2 separate regions of the Homo sapiens genome follow, and region 2 is linked to region 1. The links are chromatin loops, found by intact Hi-C in ENCODE. Cell type or tissue: GM12878. All regions are shown on one strand.

Evidence for each region. A loop is a pair of places that touch in the nucleus more often than their neighbours do. Peaks named below come from ENCODE experiments on the same cell type or tissue, not always from the same donor. Only the 100,000 strongest peaks of a DNase experiment are listed, where the experiment ranks them.
Region 2: a loop joins it to region 1, with 2.0 times the contacts of the local background. A loop is called at or near these places in 1 of 110 quality-filtered maps.

The regions. Positions count from the first base shown.
Region 1 is chr9:1,919,496-1,924,495 of GRCh38, forward strand. All of the region lies in intron 2 of LOC105375951 (a long non-coding RNA gene), which reads left to right. Among named protein-coding and RNA genes, the nearest start is that of SMARCA2, 93 kb to the right of the region's middle. In GM12878, a CTCF peak has its summit at 2,726 (motif pointing right); no DNase peak of the experiment used is centred here; H3K27ac peaks cover 354 bases.
Region 2 is chr9:1,534,012-1,539,011 of GRCh38, forward strand. No RefSeq gene overlaps it. Among named protein-coding and RNA genes, the nearest start is that of SMARCA2, 480 kb to the right of the region's middle. In GM12878, no CTCF peak of the experiment used is centred here; a DNase peak (open chromatin) is centred at 2,700.

The DNA.
Region 1 (5,000 bases):
TGCTTATAAGTTCATTTCCTCCATAGATTGTGAGCCCCTGGAGTAATTTTAAGCATTAGCTCTCCAGCGTCTGACACCTTAAAAGTGTTAGATTAAATGTTTGTTGAATGAATTAAAAAACTAACTAATGAGGCACAGAATGTCAGCACATTTAAGGGAAGGCAAGTAAAGAATAAAATTCAGAGGAGAAAAAATTAAGTCTCTGGTTGAAAAAAAAAAAGAGATAGAATGATGCAGGGAGGTGGATTCAAATAAGGAAAGGGGAGGAGATCTGGTGCCAGTAGGACTCTTTCTGGATACATTACGCCGCCATTTTTGGGAAGGTCCCTGAGAAGGGGTGGGCAGGGAGAGTGTGCACACCAAGGAGAGACGTTGTTGCGATTCCTGATTGAATCGGAAGGGCCGCGTTTACTACTCACTAGCTGTCTAATTTGGGGCAAGTTCTTGACCCTCTTTGGGCTTCAGGCTCTTAGTTTGCGTGGTGACAAAACTGGATTAGAGGTCCTTGCAGCAGGGTAGAGAAGCAGAGAAATATAATTATGTCATAAACTGGCTGCATGCATCTTAGAAATACAGCATATGAATAACTTATTATTGTCAATACTAAAAATAACACATCAAATAAGTGCTTTTTATGAACCAAGCATGGCGGGTGGCTGGGTCTGTGTGTGTGTGTGTGTGTGCGTGTGCATCCCTGCCCAAGAAGATATGATATAGTCCTCACTTTAATGAAGGCAGAGATTGAGAGTCAAAGAAATTATAAAATATGCTCAAGCTCATGTAGCTAGTAAGTGGCCAAGCTGGGATTTTAATTTAGGTCAGTCTGTCTCTGAAGTCCACATTTAGGCACATTAAGAGCCCAGTGCCACTCCATTCCTCAGGAAATGTCCCTCAGAGGAACCTGCTGTCATTTTGACTCAAAAAACCCTGGTGACTGCCCAACTCCCATGTTCAATCCTGCTCTGTCCAGTGTGACAGTCCCTGGAGAGAGGCTCCTCAGAGGTCCCTTCAGAAGGTTAGAAAACATTTAGCAGTACTACTATAGTGCTGCCTCTACAGCCGCCGCTGTGCCTGCTGGGGTCAGACCAGCAGCAGACTGCCTCAGGATGAGTAAACTGTTCCCCAGAAACCAATCTTTCCTGCTCCTCTCCCTTGTACACATTGAAGCAAAATCCCCTTGTTAATTCAAGAGGAAGCAAAATGTGACTTCACTGTCTCTAAGGCTGTCATTTGCCCATTCATTCAGTACTTATTTGCAAAAATTCTTTCCGGATGATATCAAATCTTTTTCCTACAGTGTCTCTAGCTACTCCCTCCCATATTTAAAATTTGCTTCCAAATATTGTATCAAAGATATCAATAGAAAATTAGTATAGAACGTAGGAGCTTTTAAATAAGTCATCCTCTGGCTGTGATCATTATATTCTAAATATCTTTAAATAAACTCTTTAAAGACTACCAGTATATCCATAGTCTTTTAAATATAATTAAATCTTATATATCTATGAATATATAAATGTCATATGTGTGCATGTATATACCTGTGTGCGAGGTAAATGTCAATATCTATATGTAGGTATCTTAATCACACACAAAGGAAAAGCTTATCTTGTTTGTTGTCATTGTTGTTGTTGTTTTGAGACAGAGTCGCACTCTGTCACCCAGGCTGGAGTAGGTGACATCATAGATCCCTGCAGCCTCCAACTCCTCAGCTCAGGTGATCCTCCCACCTCAGCCTCTCAAGTAGGTGGGACTACAGGCACATGCCACCACACCTAGCTATTTTTTAAACATTTTTTGTATAGATGTTGCCCAGCCTGGTCTTGAACTCTTGGGCTCAAGCACTCCTCTAGCCACAGCCTCCCAAAGTGCTGGAATTACAGGCATGAGCCACTGTGCCAGCCTATCTTGTTTTTTGAGGAGTGGAACCTGGGTCAATAATTTGCTCATTTGTTCTCAGATAATTCCACTGCCACCCTAGTCCTGCTCAGCCATGTTTTTTGTTTTTTTGAGATGGAGTCTTGCTCTGTCGCCCAGGCTGGAGTGCAGTGGTGGGATCTTGGCTCACTGCAAGCTCCGTCTCCTGGGTTCACGCCATTCTCCTGCCTCAGCCTCCCAAGTAGCTGGGACTACAGGCGCCCGCCACCACACCCAGCTAATTTTTTTGTATTTTTAGTAGAGAAGGGGTTTTACTATGTTGGCCAAGATGGTCACTATCTCCTGACCTTGTGATCCACCCGCCTCGGCCTCCCAAAGTGCTGGGATTACAGGCGTGAGCCACCGCACCCGGCCTGCCATGTTTTTAAAGATAAGAACTTGTAAATATTTGTAAATGTTTTAAAAATATTTATTTGTGCCACCTTATGATATATTTGTTGGGCCTAGAACAAAAGGTAGTAGCATGGTCTTGTGATATAAGGTGTTTTAAAGGAGCTTAACCACACTTTCTAAAGTAGTCACAGCCAACCCTGGTGAATGGACAATTGGAGTAAAGGTTACTTAAGGTGGTGGACAAGTTTGAGTAAGGTGACTAATTTCAAGAACAGAATAGAGTATTTTGCAGAGTCCAGTCAGGTAAATAGAACCCATTCCAGGTCATTCAATAGAGGGAAGTGAATGTGATGAACTATTAAAGGCATAGAAAGAACTGAAGTAGCAAACGGTGTAGCAACTGGAGATTAGACACTGAAAGATGGCACTCTCATTCTCAGGGCTGGATGGACAAAGAGAGGAGCCCACAAGAGGGGGCTGTTCACAGGCAGCTGGGTCCAACAAGGAGGCTGGCCAGATAGCTGCTGGAGCAATGGAGGGGCGACAGCCACAGCCAGAGATGCTAACAGACACAGAGAGAGAAAGGAGGAATACTCTGGCTTCTTCCTTCCTCACATCCTTCAATCTCCCGCCAGAACCTACCATTGAAGAAACCTAAGAAAAAATCAAGGAAGCTCAGGAAACATATTTTGCAAGGGTCAGCACTCTGCAACACAGGGCAGGGCTGGCAAGTTGAGGGATGTGGCCAAGAACAAATGAAAAAGGACTGGCCTTGATTTTATCACTGAAAAACTAGTTAAAACCTTTCTTAATAATTTGCACAAGTATGTTTATTGCGGCACTATTCACAATAGCAAAGACTTGGAACCAACCCAAATGTCCACCAATGATAGACTGGATTAAGAACATGTGGCACATATACACCATGGAATACTATGCAGCCATAAAAAAGGATGAGTTCATTTCCTTTGTGGGGACATGGTTGAAGCTGGAAACCATCATTCTCAGCAAACTATCGCAAGGACAAAAAAACCAAACACCACATGTTCTCACTTATAGGTGGGAATTGAACAATGAGAACACGTGGACACAGGAAGGGGAACATCATACATCAGGGCCTGTAGTGGGGTGGGGGGAGGGATAGCATTAGGAGATATACCTAATGTAAATGACAAGTTAATGGGTGCAGCACACCAACATGGCACATGTATACATATGTAACAAACCTGCACTTTGTGCACATGTACCCTAGAACTTAAAGTATAATTTAAAAAAACCTTTCTTAATAATTGAGATGGACATCTAGATGTAGATACTACTGTATATATTGCATAAGCATACAGACTCTATATATAGGTTGCTGGTCCATGTGACTTTCATTTTCCCCTCAGGAGGGGGCATGTTGATCTCGAGTGTGTGACTTGCTTTGCCCAATGAAATATGAGTGGAATTGATGTATGCTTTGTCTGAACAGAAGCTATGAGCCATACATAGCTCTACCATGGTCTCTTTCCCTCTGCCACAAGATCTGTGGCATTCCAGATTAGATAACATGACCGTGTAATTTATTATCCAACCTGGGACACACATTCCTTACACTTTTTTGACAAATCCACAACTGAACCCATTGTTTTAAATATAGAAGTGCTTCATCTGAATAGATGTCTGGAGTTTGAAGGAAAAGATTCTGCATATTATTTGAAAATATAGCTAAATACTGTTTAAAAATAAATTCATCTTCTGTTTCCCAGCTTTTCAGATGCCTGATAGTCATAGGCAAATAGAAGAAGAACACTCAACCATGTATTGAATGAAAATGGTTAAGGCCTCAAAACAGAGCCCCCAAGTTCGCACAATTAATCCAAGCTTTGAGATGAGTAAATTCTAATGGCACTTGTGGATTTCCAGAAGTGATCTTAAAAAAAAAAAAAAAAAAAAAAAAAAAAAAAAAAAAACTAGCCATATCGCTCCCTTGCTTAGAAATCTCCCCTGGCTTCCGGCTATATCCAAGCATCCAAGCTTCCCAGAAGATAAAAAACAGACTCCTTTGCTTGGCATAAAATCTAACCCCCATTTACTGTCCAGCTCTATTTCTGCACAATGCACCATATATCCCAGAAAACTAACTTCTCACTATTATTAGTAAGTTGTTTTGCATAGATTCATGCGTTTCACATGCCCTTCCCTGCAGGCCAAGACTTTCCTCTCTACCTCTACTCACTCCTCTAGCCTCTTCTTGGCAAAATCTTACTCATTTTTCAAGTCCTGGTTCAAAGCCCCTTTTCTGTGAAGCCCTCTTAAGCAACTGCTCCCCGTGCTGCTCACTGTAGCCCCTACCACACTTCCTTGTAATTCTCCTGTCCATCCATCTCTTGCATTTGACCAAAGCTCCCCTACAACTATATCTGCTTTATCTTTGCATGCCAAGCGTCTGTTATGGAGGCCAGTACATTATAGGTCCTCTCTAAATACCTGTTGAATAAATGAATTAAGAGTTTCTCTATTAACCTTCACATACTTCTCAGAAATTATGAGATTCCCTGAAATCTATTAAGAATTCCACCTGCCCAAGTTTTAAACTCTAGATATTTACCTATGCCAATTACAGATATGATACTTTGTAATACTGTATATGGTTAAGTTTGGCCTGTTTCATGTAGGGTATTTAGAATAATTTAAGTTTAGAGCTAGAAAGAATCAGCGATTAGCCAACTTCCTTCAGACACAGA
Region 2 (5,000 bases), 390 kb before region 1:
TTCTACTTACCAAGGTGGACCTGGTTACAGCAACCACTGAATATATACAAACTGTTAGCAATAGAGGCCAACACTCAGCTCCAATGTGGTACCATTCCCTGGGGTGATCAGCTAGCTACCTGGTGGCAGGAGATTGAGTTATGGTATAGGGACATGTGTTTGGGTGCCAAGTTGACAAGGGGTGGACTTAATTGTATGTGTCAACTCTACTGGGTTAAGAGATGCCTGGGTAGCTAGTAAACATTATTTCTGGATGTGTCTGTGAGGGTGTTTCCAGAAGACATTAGGATTTGAATTAGTAGATTGAGCAATGAAGATTTGCCCTGAGTAAAGAAAACTTGAGGACATCATCCCATCCTTTGAGGACCCTGATAGAGCAAAGAGGGGAAGGAAGAGCAAATCCTGTATTTCTCTTCTTGAACTGGGACATCTGTCTTCTCATGCCCTCAGACATTGGAGCTCCTAGTTCTCAGACCTTTGACGTTGGGCTGCTAGTTATATCATTTGCTCACTGTGTTCTCAGGATTTTGAACTTGGATTGAATTGAACCACTGGCTTTCCTGGTTCTTCAGCTTACACATGGCATATCTTGGGTCTTCTTAGTCTCCATAATCATATGAGCTAATTCCTCATAATAAACCTAATCTCATCTATCTATCTACCTACCTACGTACCTACTTACTATTATCTATCTACTATCTATCTGCTTACTGTTAGTTTTTTTTCTCTGCAGAACCCTGACTAACACATAGGGGATGGATGGTGTTATCTGAACAAATAAAATATAAACAATCTACTTCAGTGAGGACATCAAAAATCTGTTTGCAAGAGGGAAAATTCTATCCAGGGTATAGTTCTTCATTGATTGTATCTTCTGAGTTATGTTTGGTACTCTTACAACAATATCTGAGGAGAGCAAAACAAATTATATCCCAAAACCAAAAGGCAAACAGAATGAAAGGAGAAAGTAAAAAATATTAATTTCATTGGAAGTTAAAATTCATAATACATCCTTGACTCTTAAGATACATTCCAAGGATTTTCTGACTGATGTCCACATATATATTTTTTATTGCGGTTAAATTTACAAACATAAAATTAACCATTTTAAAGTGAACAATTCAGTGGCATTTAGTACATTTCCAGTGTTGTGCAACCGTCACCTGTATCTAGTTTTGAAAACATTTGTGTCATCCTGAAGTAAAGTTCCATACTTGTTAAGCAGTTACTTTCTATTCCCCTCTCTCTCTCTTCAGCCTCTGGCAACCACCAATCTACTTTCTGTTTCTGTGTATTTACCTATTCTGAATCTTTTATATAAATGGAGTCTAACAAAATGTGACTTTTTGTTTTTGACTTCTTTTCACTTAGAATAGCATTTTCACAGTTAAATCATGTTGTAGCCTATATCAGTATCTCATTCCTTTTTATTGCTAAATATTCCAATATATAAATGTACCACAAGTAAAAAATCTATTCATCTGTTGATGGAGATTTGGTTTTAGACTATGGTAAACAGTGCTTCTATGAACATTTGTGTACAAATACTTTTTTGAGCACCTGTTTTCAATCCTTTCAGGTATATACCTAGGAATGAAATTACAAAGTCATGGAATAATTCCATGCTTAACTTTTTAAGGAATTGACAAAACTATTTTTCACAGTGGCTGCACCGTTTTACATTCCCACCAGCAATGCACAAGGGTTCCGATTTCTCCATATTCTAACCAACACTTGTTATTTTCCATTTTTTAAATGCTAACCATCCAAGTGAGTGTGAAGTGTTATTGTGGTTTTGATTTGCATTTCCTGAATGACTAATGATGCTGAGCATCTTTTTAAATGCTTCTTGGCCATTTGTATATCTTTCAAGAAATGTCTATTTAAATTCTTTGCTCAATTTTTGATTGGGTTGTCTTTTCATTAAGTTCTAAGGGTTCTTTATGTATTCTAGATTCTAGCCCCTTACCAGAGATGTGATTTGCAGAGATATCCTCCCCTTCTGTAGGCTTCCTTTTAACTTTCTTGATAGTGTTATTTCATGCACAAAACTTGAAAAAAATTGATGATATCCAATTTATACATTTTTCTTTTGTTGTTTGAGTGTCATATCTAGGACATCATTGCCAAATCCAAGGTCATGAAGATTTACCCGCTTTCTTCTAAGAGTTTTATAGCTTTAGCTTTTATATTTAGGTCGTTGATCCATTTTGAGTTAATTTGTGTATATTGTGTGAGATAGGATTCCAGTTTTATTCTTTTGTGTGGAGATCCAGTTTTCCTAGCACCATTTGTTGAAGAGACTGGTTTTTTCTCCACTAAATAGTCTTGGCCCCCATGTTGAAAATCAATTGACCATAGATGTATGGGTTTATCTTTGAACTCTCAATTCTATTCCAGTTGTTATTATATGTTTGAAAATTGACCTTGAGCATAATAAAATTTTATTCATCATGCAACCAACATAATTCTGAATTAATTAGGCTGAAGTTTTTCCAGTCAAGGTGTAAAAGCACTTTGCATCAGCCATCAATGGATGCTCAACATGGAGATTATTTCAGGGTTAGATTGCTCTGTAGCAGCATCTGCTTTCCTTCAATATTATGCCTTCAAACAAAATTTCAGTACACGTTTTCTGTCTAAGTCCACATATGTCAAGTCGAAATGACTCACTTTAGATTCCTTGACCTAGGCAGTCTCAATATGAATCACCTCTTCTCGCTTTGCTTTTCTGCTACCAACTTTCCTACTCCCACCTTCCATGTTTTGTAAATACTTTTACTTCTTTTTAATGGGAACTAAATACTTAGAATGAATTTTATTCTTCTTACCTTATCTTTAAGGAGAACTCATTTAGGTATAAGTTCACATGCTTCTGGAAGTTTTTAGGGGAGTTCTTGTAGAAGGGAAGAAAATTATAAAGTAACTCTGTACTTTACACTTCTGAAAAAATGCAACTACAGCAAAGAAATTGGCAAGTCAATCAAACAGTGGTTAGCAAACTCTTCAGATCCTTTTAGAAAAGGTCGTATGCCTGATTAGGTTTGTGATTGAGGATGACACTGGAGAACAAGGGCTCCATTTGATGTCAAGTGTGCACTGCCTTTGTTATGCTACATGCTAGATATTTTTGATAATGGCGAGAGATTTTGCTTCCTGGATTTGCCATGAAAACCCTATTTTTAAAAAAATGTAGTCCTTGGCATGGCGTCAAAGCACCTGCCTTCTCCTTAAATGGAGCTGCTTTTGGGAGTTCCTACTTAGCCACTCAACATGGACAATGTATGAAACCACATTGCATTTATCTACATGACAACCACAATCCATTTTATTACTAATAGGAGCAATTGTGTTTCCTTTTGAAAGGACAGAGTGGGTGGGAATGGAGTAAAGTATCACCATCTCACATCTGGCTCCTAATTTATGTCTCTCAAATCATTGTGGGTTGGAGGAAGGCAGTGACAGAGAAATTCCAAATATGAGTCTGAACTGTTGATGTTAAGACTTTCATGACATTATTGAACAAAATAAGTTCCTAAATATTCCTCTTTGTGAGTATCATGACTATTCATTTGTCTCCTAATCTAAGGATGTTAGAAGGGGTAGGCAGGTACAGGTAAATCTAGACAAACCGTTGGAAAAAAAATCTCCTTTTCCAACATAGCTAAGTTATGATTTTAGAAGTTAAGCCATTCGTGTAAATGGAGCTAGCTCACTCCATGGTGATTCTAGCTTTGCAGCCGTATACTTAATGCCTGCTACTTGCTCACATGTTCTTCTGTCAGCTACCCAATGCATGAGATTCCATTCCCTTGAGTTTTCTTCCTCCCATTTAAAGCTCTGATTACCTCCAAAATGAACGTATAAGTAGGCTAATACCGAAGTTATTAAGGCAAATTTATGCTTTAGTGTAAATGAGAGTTTGAGCTTCAGGGTTCTGACATTTTGATAACTGGGTCTGATTTGGGGAATACTGTGCACAGATTGGAAAGGGGGCAGTAGCTCAGTCTAATGAAGCCTGTGTTGTGGGAGTAACTACTCTCCAAATTTTCCTCAATTTACCTGGATTGACGACTGACTTGCACTTGTTGCCATAGGCAGAATTTCATCAACTGTTGGGAAAGTGCGGAGGAAAGAGCACTGAGTTTGAGCTGGAAGATCTCTCAGTCACCAGCTGTGTGATTTTAGACAAGTCATTTGATCTCTCCAAGCGTCTGTTTCTACAGCTGTAAAACATGGCTAACAATTCTCTTTCATTGATGTGAGGATTAAATGAGCCAACACATATAAAGGACTATATACGTGTATATCTATTATTATCTGAGGTATTTAAAACATCAGAAGTGAGGTATAAAATCTTGCAATCCACTCATTAGCTCTGTCAGTGGAGAGAAGAAGAACGGATTAAATCTGGCAGGTACTAAGCTTCAAGTTTGATTTAAGTTTCTTTCCTCCCACTCTCCTATTTGCAAAGAGTTTTCTTCCATTGTTGAGAGTCACTGGAGCTTGGGCCAATTACTTGTGTTGACAAGTCATTAAAGAAAGTCATGTAAGCATCTGGCTCTGGAGTCTAGGAGATCAACAGCAGCTCCAGACCCTACCAGGTTGTGTGTAGTTGGAAAAATCTGTCTCTCCCCTTACTGGGCACACATGGGCCTGATAGTAGAAGCATGGGCGCCGTTAACTCTGCTTTCAAGAGTGAAGAAGATTGAAAGATTAGCAAGCTGAGCTTTTAAATGGAATTCTTATTTTTCTTTTAAATATTTCATTATAATTATTATTATTTACATGTAAGGAAGCATGGGCTTCCTGACAGTATGTACTCACTCAGAGCACATGACTTATTTATAATAGTCACCTGAGATTTACTTAATCCAAATATATATTTATAGCCATTATTGTATTTTGTCCACTACATAATAATTATTTTAAAAAATTTGGAAAATCTGTGTTTATGTTTTTACATTATGCAAAGAGGTCCTTTTAAGTCAAAACACTTA